2 separate regions of the Homo sapiens genome follow, and region 1 is linked to region 2. A link is a loop called in an ENCODE intact Hi-C map of the cell type or tissue named here. Cell type or tissue: Caco-2. All regions are shown on one strand.

Evidence for each region. A loop is a pair of places that touch in the nucleus more often than their neighbours do. Peaks named below come from ENCODE experiments on the same cell type or tissue, not always from the same donor. Only the 100,000 strongest peaks of a DNase experiment are listed, where the experiment ranks them.
Region 1: it touches region 2 in a loop (5-fold over the local background); 4 of 110 quality-filtered maps call a loop at or near these places.

The regions. Positions count from the first base shown.
Region 1 is chr13:61,407,319-61,415,318 of GRCh38, forward strand. PCDH20 (protocadherin 20) reads right to left here. Exons shown (of 2, transcript NM_022843.4): 1 at 7,709-8,000; 2 at 2,367-6,648. The coding sequence starts at 7,840. The coding sequence ends at 3,925. Among named protein-coding and RNA genes, the nearest start is that of PCDH20, 4.5 kb to the right of the region's middle. In Caco-2, a CTCF peak has its summit at 3,589 (motif pointing left); a DNase peak (open chromatin) is centred at 7,973.
Region 2 is chr13:61,681,488-61,689,487 of GRCh38, forward strand. No RefSeq gene overlaps it. Among named protein-coding and RNA genes, the nearest start is that of LINC02339, 260 kb to the left of the region's middle. In Caco-2, no CTCF peak of the experiment used is centred here; a DNase peak (open chromatin) is centred at 4,304.

The sequences.
Region 1 (8,000 bases), 270 kb before region 2:
GCTCATAACTTCTTATGAGAAGGGTTCAAAATAGACATCACCTCCTTTAGGGAGTCTTCTCTGACTTTCCAAAATTGGGTTAGGTCCTGCTCACATAGCATCCAAAGAATAGGCATTTATCACATATGTTTTGAAACTGGTTTTCTTATTGGCTTTCCACAGGATGATGTAAGTTCATTAAAAGAGTTGTAATATGGGTACTAAAATATGTATGGGATAAATGACTGTATGACTGATTTTTTAGAAATCACCACGGTATTCTTACTTCTTGACATTAGTGGGTTAAGTTTTAAAGTTCACTCAATTTTGTTTTATATCCTTAAAGGAAGACGTTCCTAGTTTAGGAGTCTATTTTACAAATGCTACTATATAAGGACAATATATACAAAAAGTGACATTTAAAAATGATTATAGGTTATGTATTTATGTATATATTATCTGAAAAATATACATGGTTTGTTATTAGAAATAGAAATAACTAAAAAAAAATACTGTGCTGCGACTTTTTAGCTCAGGAATCCAAATTGTTTTAATTGATTTTTTCTCTGAGTCTTCTTGTGGGCCCATCAGTTCTCTTCAATAAATATTTATTGACTACTTGCACATAAAGGCACAGTGCTAGGCAGAGAATGCCTAGATCTGCAATATGGCATTTCGTGGCAATTTTGACTTTTTTCAGTGAGCAAATTTACCATAGAGCGATGAAAATGCTCAGGTATTTATGTCCCTGGCCTCCATGAATTGAGGCTGCCCAACGATTTGAAGAACACCAGCTGGTTGGTGCTGCAGTTTCATTACATTCTCCATTGTCTGCCAGGGATCAGGACCTCACAGAGTCCTCACCTCAGGAGGAGAGATCGGAACCTGAACATCCAGAGGACAGAGGTTTGCTTAATTTCCCCCTTTATAGTTGTCAATTTAGGCATTTTCTGGGAGCACAAATTAGAATCCTTGTGAGAGATCTTACTGCAATCAAATCAGCTTCATACACCACTCCTAAAAATTGTTTCCAGTGATGTTATTTCACAGTAAAATCATGCCTGGTGTTTTCCTAAAATACATGTAGAACATCTAAAACACTCAAAATTTACATTTTTTAATGCATCAATACTACAAAACTGTTTAAAAAGAATTTATTTTTCTCTTCTTTTCCAACTACCATTGATGAAAGCCTAACTGCCAGGAGGGCTTTTTTTTTTTTTTTTTTTTTTTTAATAGGGTCAGGAAATCTACCCTAAGTAGTCAAATAACGTAAATTGTTTTTTTCCCTGTAGCTGAAATTGCTATGTTGGTTTTAAACTTCCCAATTCAAATTAATGAACAATTTTCTCTGTAGTGTAAGAGTGAATTTGGCAGTGCAAAGATCACAGCAATCTCTTCTTCATTAAATTGGGCAAAGAGAACTCATTGGTTCACAAACTGTTAAATGGATATTAGGGGTTTTAATGAATGGAACATTTATTTTTGTGCCAGCTCAACTAACAACATTGACATGATTAGCATACATTTTGGCAACTATTCTAGCACAAGGTGTCAGTAAAAAGGGGCTTTTATCTTTTAGTTTAATTTAGTTTAGCTTTCCTCGCTATTAATGTTTTTAATGTGAATGAGATGTTTTTGTAAAGGAAATCCTGCCACAAGAAGTTATTCAGAAATACATCTTTTTATTAATGTTACAGGCATTTCTCATGCTGGAGATCAAGTCCATTCCCCAAAACACATGAACCTTCTTCAGATTTGGAAATGAATCGAAAATTGTGCTATTTATACTGATGGTAAAATTATTGCACTTATGGAGGCTTCTTAAAAATAAATAGTGTTACTTTTATCTCATGAAGTTCCTTTCTTTAAAAAAGAGAAATAAGAAATAAAATATGACTAGTAAGAGATGTTTCCTCCATTGCTACATATCAGTTATAAATGAAAAGTTTTGGGGGTTAAATGATCTTAGTCTCTTAGCTCAGATGCCTCTCGTACAAAAGGAATTTCCAATAAAAATATATTTACTTTTTGTAACAAACATTGCTGCCTCATATACTTATTATTTTATTTATTGAAATTCTCAAATTGAAGAAAAATAAGATAAATGAGTTAATTAATACAAATCTAAAAGAACTTGGTTGTTTGCATTCAATGTCTTTTTTGTAGAGTATTTTTGTTTTAAAAATTATTGCAAGCTATTGCAACACAGCTAACAGAGGATTTGTTATAAATCTGTAGTAAAATGAAAATTTATAATGATATTAAATCTATAATAAATTAATATGCATGTGCACATACATGGGTGCAAATTTTCATATGAACTTACATCAAACATTTAGGCATACTCTCTTTCTACTATATATATGTCTATAACTACACACACATTTAATAATTTACCCAATGTTTAATTGAGTAATGAATTCATTTAATATAAACTTTAGTATAGCAGAATACTACAGGTTACCCACATTTAACCCTAAAAACAAACAAATGACAGGCACTTCAGTGAAATAACAAGCCCATGTTCAAATATAAAATGCTAAAAGTGAGAAAGAAATTATGAAAATATATACCTTTAATTTGCAGACATATAAACACTTTTGGTACAGTACAGATGCATGATGCCAAAAAGTAAAATGATCCAGTTTAAGCTAACACATTCCTTGTTTATACAGATTATTTTGCTATAGCTCTCATATAAAATAATATTTCCAGCTCACACAATGAATTGAAAGTGATAAATCACTGATGAAATAGCTTTCTTCATTGCAAGAGATTCAGTAAAAGCTAAATTATCAAAGAAATCTGCTGCAGGGCTTACAAATAAACTGTTGGATTTAATCCAAAACCAAAGAAAGGAAGCCAGAAATGGTAGTCAACAAACCTAAACAACAACAAAAAGATAAGTACAGTATAACTTTCATATAAAAGGCCCAACTAAAACAACCAGTAGTGTACACAAGCCTCTAGAAGAATTCACTTTTAATATGATTTCTATTTTCTTATGTGATGGATGATTTCAAGCCTATAAAAGTCTAATATATAACCCAAGTATAAAGTACGACCAACAAGTTGTGAAAGCACTAAAATGTCATGAATGCCTATGAAGCAACTAAAGATTGAAGCATTTCTTTGCTTCTGGCTGTTTTTCTTGGGCACAATATCTAGTTACATTTCCTGTAATGAAGAATATATATATGTATGTATAAATCTATTTCCCTTGTAATAATAACAAGTGCAGTGGTAAAGCAAACAGAAAGCAATTCGAGTACACAGAAAGTGGAATACTCTTCAGCAGGCTGAATCTGTAACACAAGGCAATGATTTTATCCTTGCTAAAAAGGAATTGCACTTCTTTTTAATGCCTTCTCTTTCACACTATATATGCACTTATGAGGTAATAAACATTCTGTTTACAAGTGCATTTCTTTTTTTATCATATGTTTAAATAGGGTGAAATTTAATTTACTTTAATTTCATATTTGTTTAATGTTAAAAACAATATATTTAAAATATACTCTTTCATTAATTTCATGTACAACTGCCAAGTACAATACCCCAGTTTCCTGCAAAGGAGCAGCTGATGCCCTCTTGTGGTGACAGGAATTTTTAGATAAAAATTTGTTCCATTTTTCTTACCTTACTCCCAGGTTTTATCAATCATCTGCTTGGTGTATGAAAGCTGCAAACCATGTCCAAGCTTTTTTTTTTTTTTTAAATACAAGTCCTATAGCTGTTAGTACTAATTTTCACTTAAAAATGCTGTACACATTTTATAACCTCTGAATTTAAATTTAAAAACCTGTAAACAGCTATTTACAATATAGAACAAGTTATAAATTAGTTGTCCTTCATTGGAACTGCCATCAACACACTCTTTTTTAGGTGATGAAGATCCAAAGTCAGTTAAAACATTTCTCTGTGTTATTCCACCATGAAATATCAAATATTAGAAATATCCATTGGCTTTCTCTCTCGCATATGCAAGTCAATTTTTCCTTTCAGTGGAATCTGTACTTCCAAATTTTCATCTTCCCTGGGATGCTTTTCCCCTTTCCTTAAACAGATGTATATGCCCATCCCTGTGACCAGTGTGATGGAACCCAAGCTTATTACAGACAGAGCTACTAAGGTGGGCATACAAGACACAGATTCTACCTTCCTATGAGTCGGTTCTATTGAGATTTGTGGTTCTTTCTCCTCTATATTAATCTCTGGTTCTTTTCTTAAAAGACTCTCAATGTAACTCTCATTACTGACAGTGTCATTGACAAATAGGTTCACCATGACTGTGGAGTGGAGAGGCTCGGGATAACCATGATCACTCACTTTCACCAGTAAGCGATGGAGCCCATAATCTGTCTGCAGCAATGCCTCTTCCAAAGTAATGTTGCCAGTTTTAGGGTCAATCCTGAAGGACTCAGGCCTAGGACCTCTTCTCCCTATGATGCTGTAAGCTATGACAGCATTCATGCCTGTGTCTTTGTCGACAGCATAGACTTCTGTAACCGGGGAGCCTGGCAGAGTAGAAGGCAGTACTAACAGATAAGACATATTAGACTGAGGAAACAAAACAAGAGGAGGGTTGTCATTGATATCTAGAAGGAGAATTGTGATTTTTGCTGTAGAGGAGAGGGCAGGCTCACCCCCATCAACAGCTTCAACCCACAAAGTATAGGAGCTTTGCTGCTCTCTGTCCAAAGAGACTTTAGCCCTCAGCATACCCTTTCCTGTATCTATGACAAAAATATCACTCTGGTTCACCACAGAGAGGGCGACCCATCCATTTCGTCCAGCGTCAGCATCTGTTACACTAATTACTCCAATCTCACCATAGCCTGGAAAGTTTTCAGGCACAAAAAAGCTGAAGTCCTTGTTGATAAACCGAGGACTGTTGTCATTTTTATCCAACACTGTGAGGGCCACAGTGGCTACTGATTCTCTGGGTGGCTTCCCACAGTCAACAGCTCTGACAGTGTATCTGTACTTTTCTTTCTCTTCTCGGTCCAGCTGAGTAGAAACTGTCAGAATTCCTGTGACACTGTCTAAGGAAAAATATGATGGAGCATCAGGTCCCAGAAAATATGAAACTTGGCCTCTCTCCTCGCTGTCGGCATCTGTAGCATACAGCTTAGTCAAAAAGGCATTGGGTGAGTTGTTCTCTTCGATGGTTAGTTCTATTAAGGGTTGAAGGAAAATTGGAGCATTATCATTGTCATCTAAAAGTTGCACTTTAATGACCCTTTTGACATGAAATCCCTCAGAGTTCCAAGCCACCACAGCTACTTCATAGAACTGCTGTAGCTCATAGTCCATAGGTTTTGTGGTCTCTAGTAAATATTCATTATTGTATGGTTTGTAAGGTGATAACCTAAACGGCCCTTCACCATCCAGGTAGCAGTTAACCTTGTATTTACCTTCTGGATCTCTTATGGTGAAAAACGCAATGGGAGTGTTAACGGGTTCCAGTTCTTTCAGATAAACCACACCATCTATCTCGTTTGCTATGTAACGAGGGACAATTTCAGGGGGTCTGAAAATAACTTTAATAATGGACACAAGAGCAGTGATTACAGCAGGGATGCAGCCTGGTCCATTAGCAAGGATGGTGAGCTTGTGGGACTCCAGAACACTTCCTCCAATCTTACTGAAAAGTTTAATGACTCCAGTGTTTTCATCCAGGTGAAATAAATCCTTAGATGCTTGTGGAACTTTCTGACTGTAAGAATAAGTAATTTGAGCATTGGTCCCCAAGTCTTTATCCACAGCCTGGACAGCTGCAATTGGGGTGCCCACTGTAGCATTCCCATACACAGTGACATTGATTTGTGAGTCTGTGAAGAGAGGGCAATTGTCATTAATGTCACTGATGCCAATGGTGAGAGTGGCACTGCCCAAAAGTGGTGGAGACCCACCATCCTCAGCTATGATGATGCTCACATACTGGTCCTGGGTTTCCCTGTCCAAAGCACCCATGACAATTAGGTAGGGGGTGCGCTCCCCATTCTCATTCTCCTCCACGTCCAGGGTGAACATACCATGGTAGTCCAGTAAGCGATAGGTCTGTACCCCATTAATGCCTACATCTGGGTCCACAGCAGGATGCTCTATGGCCAGTCGGGTGTTTACAGGTGCATTTTCCGGGACCCACACCGAGATCTGGGAAACAGGGAACTGCGGGGCGTTGTCATTGATGTCTCTGATGGCGATCTTCACCTTCACAAACCTGAAGTATTCCTGAGGCAGGACAAGCACATCCAGCAGCAAAAGACAAGAGTCAGAAGGAGAGGAGGAGATGGAAACGCTGCCGCTCCACGCAGTCCCTCCACCCCCTTCAACACACAGGGCCTCCCTGTCGATCTCCTGAGCTGAAGTGTGCAGCTCCCCAGAGCGGTTGTCTAGGGTCACGTACTGGCCACTCAGTCCCCGGGAGGCCAGGCTGAAGGAGAGAGGGGGGTTCCACTCAGCACCGGTGCGCTCTGGCAGCTGCGACTGCGGGTCCGGCCTCCCTGCAGACCTGGGCAGCAGCCGCAGGTCCTCGGCCAGGCTGCCGATGAGCACCCCCGCGGGTAGTCCCTCGTTTAGGCTGTACAGAAGCTCGGTGGCCCGGCTGTAACTCCCGAGGCAGCTGAAGGGTCCCACGAAGAGGAAAAACAGAAACAGATGCTGGAGTTGGGGGAGGGAAGAAAGCTCATTACACACACGGGGAAATAGGGGTCCGAGAGAGAAACTAGCGCCCCTGTGATCCTTGCTGTCCCCATCCCCGTTCCCAGAAGCAAAACCTCTAATTAGAACGGGGGCGGAGAAGAACCCTGCTGCGAAGGAGAGATCTGTGGGGCAATATCGTCTCCAAAACTTAATTTTGCTGTTCACTTTCTATCCCCTCCGCCCCCGCCTTCCCCCCTCGTTTCCCCATCACCACCCTCATCCAGCTAACATTCAGAATCCCAAACCGTAAAACATCCCTGGAAACACACACCGGAGTGGAGAGGATTCCGACTCAGAGACTGCGCAAAGCGACACGGAAACCCAGGGTAGGTGATGGGGAGGGAGGGGGCTGGTAGTAGAGAGCACTGAAAGGTGGGCAATTTATTTCTCCTTGAAGTGATTCTGCCATTAGAGTGCTGGAACACGCAGTGTGTTACATCCCTTACTAAGAGAACCATAAAAACAACCACAATCGCAATAATAATAATAATATAGAAAAAATACCAACACTTCCTCCTCCACCTCCAACACTTTAGGTCTTAGGTCGGAAAGAGTGATTTTTATTTTAGCACACATCTGAAATCAAACCGAAAGGATCTGGATTTCCACCCCTTACCAAGCAGTCACTAATCCCCCTCCCTTAGGGGGAAGCAAAGTAAACGCGGAAAATGGCTATGCAAAAACAATTTGTCAATTGCAGTAGGCATTCATAGCCAGACGCCAGCAGCAGGAAACGATCCCGAACCCCTGTAGCTAAAGCGGATTGAGCGCACCCCCGATGCCCTCGACCTTATCTGGATACATTTCTTGCTTCAGAAACTTCCTCTCATGACCCACGGACTTCCCTATTCCTTGTTAAAAGGAAGACACATTATCCCAAACTCCCTTTCCCTCCCGGCGCCATCCTTCCCGTGAAGTTTAGATAAAGGTAGAAGGTTTGAAAAACCATCCGAGTGGGAATTGCTTCACAATACTGCAACTTGTCGGGGTCGCGGGGTTCCTTGACCCTAACCCTTACCGGCAGGTTCCTGTAGCTGGTGCTGCTCCTGGGACGATGTAGACGCCCCATATCCAGGCGCGGGTGCCAGGTCGCCGGGCACCAGCTCACTCCCAGGGCCTGTGAGCTGCGCGCATTCCCTCGGCCGCGCATTCCCTGGGAGGCTGCAGTCAGAGCGCTCTTGAAGGGAGGGCGGCAGAAGACACTCCCTCTCGGTTCATGCAAATCGCTGGGGGAACTTCAGCCAATAGTCACTGGCTCTTCAATTAAGGACGGGAACTCAAAGAGTGGCAGAAAGGCAAGAGGGCAGAAG
Region 2 (8,000 bases):
GGTTGTAGCTGGCTTGAATAATAAGGCTGATATGGTTCGGCTGTGTCCCCACCCAAATCTCATCTTGAATTGTAACTCCCACAATTCCTAAATGTCATGGGAGGAACCCAGTGGGAGGTAACTGAATTATGGGAGTGGGTCTTTATTGTGATCTTCTCATAATGGTGAATGAGTCTCACAAGATCTGATGGTTTTAAAAACGGGAGTTTATCTGCACGAGCTCTCTTTTTACCTGCTGCCATCGAAAAATGTGACTTTCTGTTTCTTGCCTTCTGCCATGATTGTGAGGCCTCCCCAGCCACATGGAACTGTGAGTCCAATTAAACCTCCTTCTTTTGTAAATTACCCAGTCTTGGCTATGTCTTTATCAGCAGTGTAAAAATGGATGAATACAGTAAATTGTTACCAGTAGAGTGGGGCGCTTCTGAAAAGCTACCCAAAAATGTGGAAGTAACTTTAGAACGGGGTAACAGGCAGAGTTTGGAACAGTTTGGAGGGCTCAGAAGATCGGAAAATGTGGGAAAGTTTGGAAGCCCCTAGAGACTTGTTGAATGGCTTTGACCAAAATGCTGATAATGATATGGACAATTAAACTCTGGCTGAGGTGGTCTCAGAAGGAGATGAGGAACTTGTTGAGAACTGGAGCAAAGGTGACTCTTGTTATGTTTTAGCAAAGAGACTGGCAGCGTTTTGCCCCTGCCCTAGAGATGTGTGGAACGTTGAACTTGAGAGAGATGATTTAGGCTATCTGGCTGAAGAAATTTCTAAGCAGCAAAGCATCCAGGAGTTGACTTTAGTGCTATTAAAGGAATTCAGTTTTATAAGGGAAGCAGAGCATAAAAGGTCAGAAAACTTGCAGCCTGAAAAGGCAATAGAAAAGAAAATTCTATTTTTTGAGGAGAAATTCAAATTGGCAGCAGAAATTTGTGTAAGTAACAAGGAGCTGAATATTAATCCCCAAAACAATGGAGAAAATGTCTCCAGGGCATGTCAGAGTCCTTCATGGCAGCCCATCCCATCACAGGCCTGGAGGCCTGGGAGGAAATAGTGGTTTTGTGCACCAGGCCCAGTATCCCCATGCTGTGTGCAGCCTAGGGAATTGGTGCCCTGTGTCCCAGCTGCTCCAGCCGTGGCTGTAAGGGGCCAATGTAGATTTCAGAGGATGTTTGGAAATGCTTGAATGTCCAGGAAGAAGTTTGCTGCAGGGGCAGGGCTCTCATGGAGGACCTCTGCAAGGGCAGTGTGGTAGGGAAATGTGGGGTTGGAACCCCCACACAGAATTTCTACTGGGGCCCTGCCTAGTGAAGCTGTGAGAAGAGGGCCACCATCCTCCAGACCCCAGAATGGTAGATCCAGTGACAGGTTGCACCATGCAACTGGAAAAGCCACAGACACTCAATGCCAGTCTGTGAAAGCAGCCAGGAAGGAGGCTGTACCTTGCAAAGCTATGGGGCAGAGCTATCCAAGACCATGGGAACTCCTACTTGCATCAGCATGACCTGGCTGTGAGACATGGAATCAAAGGAGAAAATTTTGAAGCTTTAAGACTTGACTGCCCTGCTGGGTTTCAGACTTACATGGGACCTATAGCCCTTTGGTTTTGCCCAATTTCTCCCATTTGGAATGGCTACATTTACCCAATGCCTATACTCCCATTGTATCTAGGAAGTAACTAACTTACTTTTGATTTTATAGGCTCATAGGTGGAAGGGACTTGCTTTGTCTGAGATAGAGTTTGGACTGTGGACTTTTGAGTTAATGGTGAAATAATTTAAGACTTTAGCGTACTCTTTGGAAGGCATGATTGGTTTTGAAATGTGAGGACATGATATTTGGGGTGGAATAATATAGTTTGGCTGTGTCCCCACCCAAATCTCATCTTGATTTGTAACTTCCACAATTCCCAAATGTAATGGGAAGAATCCAGTGGGAGGTGCCAGAATTATGGTGGTGGGTCTTTCCTGTGCTGTTCTCGTGAGAGTGAACGAGTCTCATGAGATCTGATGGTTTTAAAAACATGAGTTTCTTTACACAAGCTCTCTTTTTTCCTGCTGCCATTGTAAAATGTGATTTGCTCCTCCTTCCCTTCTGCCATGATTGTGAGTCCTCCCCAGCCATGTGGAATGGTGAGTACAATTACACCTCTTTTTTTTTTTTTTTTTTTGTAAATTACCCAGTCTTGTGTATGTCTTTAGCAGTGTAAAGATGGACTAATACAAAGGCCAAGAGAAAAATATAATACAGAAAAAAATAATACATTGTATTTTCATAGAGATGATCCAGTGAAGAGAGAAAAACCAATAATTTTTATAAAATAAGCAGAATTTCTGGGGGAAATGTTCTCGATTATTCAAGGGTAAAAACAATTTACTGCAAAATGGAGGGATTAGTCTTGGCCAAGGCTATGAACAGTGTAAGCCCTGGAGTACTAGGAGGGGAAACAGAGCATGCACACTGATATGGGTAGGTGAGTGATCAAACTAAAAATTGTCTTTTGGTTTTCCTTTTTATTCTCTCAGTCAGAAAGCTATATGGATACTAAGATTGCAGATAAGGTTAGACATGATGAAGGTTTGAGGAAAAAGGATAAGGTATAAGGCAGTCATCAATGTAAGTAAATAAGTGAAAAGATTCAAGAAACACAATACATTTGCCTGGCAGATTTAAGGGTCATTGATGTTGTAGTCATGCCAGCAAGAAAAATTGTGTGTCATATGAAGAATTAGAAACTCTGGCCAGGCACAGCAGCTCATGCCTATAATCCCAGCATTTTGGGAGGCCAAGGCAGGAGAGTCACTTGAGGCCAGGAGTTCAAGACCAGTGTGGGCAACATGATGAGACTCTGTTTCTATAATAGTTTAATAAATTAGCCAGGGATGGTAGCACACACCAGTAGTCAAAGATACTCAGGAGCCTGACGTGGCAGGATCCCTTGAGCCTTGGAGTCTGAGGTTACAGTGAGCTATGATCGCACCACTGTACTCCAGTCTAGATGACAGAGCGAGACCCCATCTCTAAAAGAAAAAGAAAAAAACAACGAGCAAGATGGTGGAGTAGATAATACAAGACATATTGCCCCCAAAATAACAAATATGTAATTATCCATGAACGATAATAATCTTGGGAGAAATAAAGGGTCCATTTAAGAACTGGTTGCAACATTACGGAGCAAAAAAGCCCAGAATCACTGCACAGAAATGGTGGCTGGAAAGACTGGCAGACATGAGATGTGTGGAAATGTCTAGGAACAAAGAAAAAGTATGGAGGTTATCAATATCAGCCACATGGAGATAGCCACTGAAGTCCACAGTGGTCTGCTTAATAGAGGACATCATCAGCTTTTGCCACTGAGGTAACCAACAACCATCCTCATCACAAACCACCAGGAAACAGAGATGCAGTTGCTTCCCACCACCCTCCCATGAAGAAGACACTGTTTTGCCACCCTTCCCAACACTGCCCCCATACCCTGAAACCATGGTTGCTCCATGCATGGCCATACCTCAGAACCAGGCTTCATGGCTGCTCCACATTTGCCTGTGTTCTGGGACCCCACTCTGTGGTCATATCACATGCATTCACACCTCAGACACAGAAGTCACTGCTGCTCTAGTGTAGCTCCACCCTCAATCTTGGAGCCCGGGTTACAGGACTTTATTCCTGTGTACACTTGCACAATGCACGCTGGCTCCACAGGTGCTCCATGAGTGCTCACATCTCTGATATCAGAGCCACTGCCACAGCAAGCTAGTTTCTCAAGACCTCAGACTCATACTCACATAGCTTCTTGCATATCCACACTCCAGATCCCAGCTCCATGGCTGCTGGCATGCTGTGCCCACTTGCGGAACACCAAAGTCACTGCTGCTGCAAGTTAGAATACATCAGAGACCTCAGATCTTCTGTAGCTCTGGGTATGCCCATGTTTCAGAACACAACCTCTTGGTTGTTCCACAAGCACTATGCCTTGGACATCATTACCAAAGTAGCAACAGGAAGACCTGTGCCCCAGGCACTGGTGCCACCACCACCCAGACTCTGGAGCCTTGGTTCATCCCCATGTGCCTGTGCTTCAGACCTTGGCTCCATGGCCACTTCACTGGCACCATGAAGCAGACAATGATGATGCTGCTGCCACTGCAAACGTGCCCAGAAGTTGGTTTCAGTGCCAAAAGGGATCCCCTTGGTCATGACTTCTCCAGTGGCAGAAAAAGGTAGCAGGAGCACCCTAGCAACCTTTGCCATTTTAAACCTCAACTGCCTTTGCTGCCACCAGGGATACCTAAACACTTTGCTGCTGAGGATCCCTGCAATCTTAGCCAACAGTGACCTCAGCTGACAGAACTGCATAAGAACTATGCTTCCGTGTCCTCACTAGAACCTAAACTGCTGCACTGCTTACAGCCAGCACTCTCAAGCCCACTCATAGGGGAAGATCTTTGCCCACTGAAAAGAGTATGTAAAGTCTGGAAGAAGTGACTGCTCTATCATATGCGCAACATCAAGGCAAGGCAAAAAAATATGAAAAACTAAGGGAATATACCACCAAAAGAACACAATAATTTCCTAGTGAATGACCCCGCCCTCCCCACCACAAAATTGAAACCTTCAAATTGTCTCACAAAAAGTTTAAAATAATTATTTTCAGGAAGCTCAGTGAACTCTAAGAGGGCACAGGGAAACAATTTAATGACATCCAGGAAACAGTAAACGAATAAAATGAAAAATTTAACAGGTTAATTTTTTTTTAATAAAGAACCAAACAAATTTTAGAGCTGAAAATAATGAGTTAAATGAAAAATGTAATAAAGACTGTCATCAGTGAAACTAATCAACCAGAAGAAAGAATCTTTGAATTCAAAGACAATTTATTTGAAAATATATAATCAAAGGAGAAAGAAGAAATAAAATAAAAAGGGGTAAAGAAACCCTATGAGATATATGGGACAGCATCAAGAAAGCTAACTTTCACATCTCGAGAAGCAGAAGAAAGAGAGAAAGGGATTGAAAGCTTCTTTAAAAAATAGTAATTAAAAAAATTTCAAATCTGGGGAAAGATATAAATATAGAGATATAGAAAGCTAAAATTTTTCTAATCATAATCAAGCCAATGAAGACTACACCGAGGCATATTATAATTAAACTATCAAAAATTAAAGACAAAGAATTGTGAATGCAACAGAGAAAAATGATTGTTCCATATATATGAATAACCATAAGGTTACCAGAGGATTTCTCAGCAGAAATTTTTCAGTGCAAAGGCAGATAAGGACGATACATTCAAAGTACTAATAAAAAAAAAAAAAACATGCCAACCGATAATATCACAAACTGCATAGCTGTTGTTCAGAAATGAAAGAGAGATAAAGACTTTTCTAGACAATAAAAGCTCAGGGAGTTTACCCTACTAGACCTGCTTTATGAGAAATGCTAAAGGGAGATCTTCAAGCTGAAACAAAAGGAAGCTAATTAGTAACATGAAAATATAAAAGTATAAGCTCAGTGGTAATAGTAAGTACATAGTCAAATTTTAGAATACTTTAATATTGAAATAGTAGTGTATAAATCATGTATATCTCCAGTATAAAGGTTAAAATGTAGAACAGTATTAAAAATTACTGTAGCTGCAATAACTTCTTAGTGGATAAACAATATAAAAATTTATAAATTGTGACATAAAATGTATGTTGGGGAGTAAAAGTTTAGAGTTTTTATATATGATCAAACTTAACAGCCTAAAATAGCTTGTTACATATATAAATGATTTATGTAAGCCTCATGGTAACCCAAAAAGCAAAAATCTATCCAACATAGATAAAAGATAAAGACAAAGAAATCAAACATATTACAGAAAATCATTAAACCATAGAGGAAGACATAGAAAGAAAGGAACAAAAGATCAACAAAACAACCAGAAAACTATAAACAAAATAGCAGTAGTAAGGACTTACCTATAAATAATTTCCTTAATATAAAAGGGTTTAAATTCTTCAATCAAAAGACAGAGTGGCCAAATGGTAAGAACAAACAACAACAAAAAACAAGCCTCAATTTTATATGCCCTATGAAGGATTCATGATTCACTTCAGCTTTAGTGACACAGCTAGACTAAAACTGAAGGGTTGGAAAATAGATATAAATAAATAGATATAAAATAGATATAAAAATGAACCCCAAAAAGAATAGGGGTAGTTAGGGTAGTTATACTTATCAGACAAACTAAGCTTTAATTCAAAAATGGTAGAAAGAGGCATAAAGGGTAATGTTATAACAATAAAGGGTCAGTCAATTCATTAGCAGAATATAACAATTATAAAATATTTGCACCCAATATCAGAGTACCTAATTATATGAAGCAAATCTTAATAGATCACAAAGGAGAGATAGACAATAATGCAATAATAGTTGGGAATTTCAGTACCCCACTTTTAACAGTGGCTAAATTAGCCATCAAGGAAACTGTGGACTTGGACTACACTTTAAACCAAATTGGTCTAAAAGACATAAACCAACCATCTTATCCAACAAGAGCAGAATACAAATTTCTTCTTAAATACGTATAAAATATTCACCAAAATGAACCATATATTAGGCCACAAAATCAGTTTTAAGAAATTTAAGAAGATTGAAATCATATCAAGTATCTTTTCTGACCACAATAGTATTAAACTTGAACTCAATAACAGGATACATTTTGAAAAAATCACAAATATGTTGATATTAAACATATTCCTGAACAAAAAAAAATCACAGAATAAATCAAAAAACAGAAAATATTTTTAGACAAATGAAAATGGGAACACAACGTACTAAACCCATAGGATACAGCAAAAACAGCCCTAGGAGGGAAGATGATAGCACTAGGTCCTTACATCAAAACATGAAAAAAGATGTCAAATAAACTTAAAAGTTTTACCTCAAGAGATCAAAAAATAACAAACTAAACCCAAAGTTAGTAGAAGGAAGGGATCATAAATATCAAAGCAGAAAAAATTAAAATAGTGACTAGAAAAACAATAGCAACATAACTAAGAGTTTCTGTTTTCTTTAAAGATAAACAAAATTGGCAAATTTTAAGTAGACTTAATTTTAAAAATGAGAAGCCTCAAGTAAATAAAAGTAGAAATGAAAGAAGAGACACTACCACCAGTGTCACAAGATACAATTGTAAGAGACTACTCTGAAATATTATACTCTGAAAAACTGAGTAACTTAGAAGAAATTGATACATTCCTGGAAACATACAATCTACCAAGACTGAATCATAAATAAATAGAAAATATAAACAGAACAACAATAAGTAAGGAAATTGAATTATTAATGAAAAGTCTCTCATCAAATAAAAGCTGGGGACCATTTGGCTTTATGATTGAATTCCACCAAATGTTTAATGAATTACTACCAATAATTCTCAAGCTCCTCCAGAAAATTCAAGAACAGGGAATACTTCCATACGAATTTTATGAAGAAACTATGATTTTCCTACCAAAGTCAGACAAGGATACCACAAGAAAGAAAATTATCTTTAATCTATGTTCATCAGGCCAATATCCCTGATGAACATAGATTCAAAATTCTCGACAAAAACTATCAAGTAAAATAAATAGCACATTAAAGTATTATCTACCATGATCAGAGGTCTTTACTTGTTGGATGCAAGGATGGTTTAATATACACAAATCAATAAATATGATATACAATGTGAACAAAATGAAGGACAGAAGCCACATGACCAATTCAATTAATGCAAAAAAAAATTTGGCAGAATTGAACATTCTTTTATGATAAAAACTCTCAACAATTTAGGTACAGTTGTAACGTTCCTCAACACAATAAAGGCCATATATCAAACTCACAGTTAACATACTCAACAATAAAAAAGCTAAAAACCTTTTCGTAAGATCAGGAACGAAACAAGGATGCTCACTGTCACCACTTCTATTTGACATAGTACTGGAAAGCCCAGATAGTGCAGTTAGGCCAGAAAAATGAATTAAAAG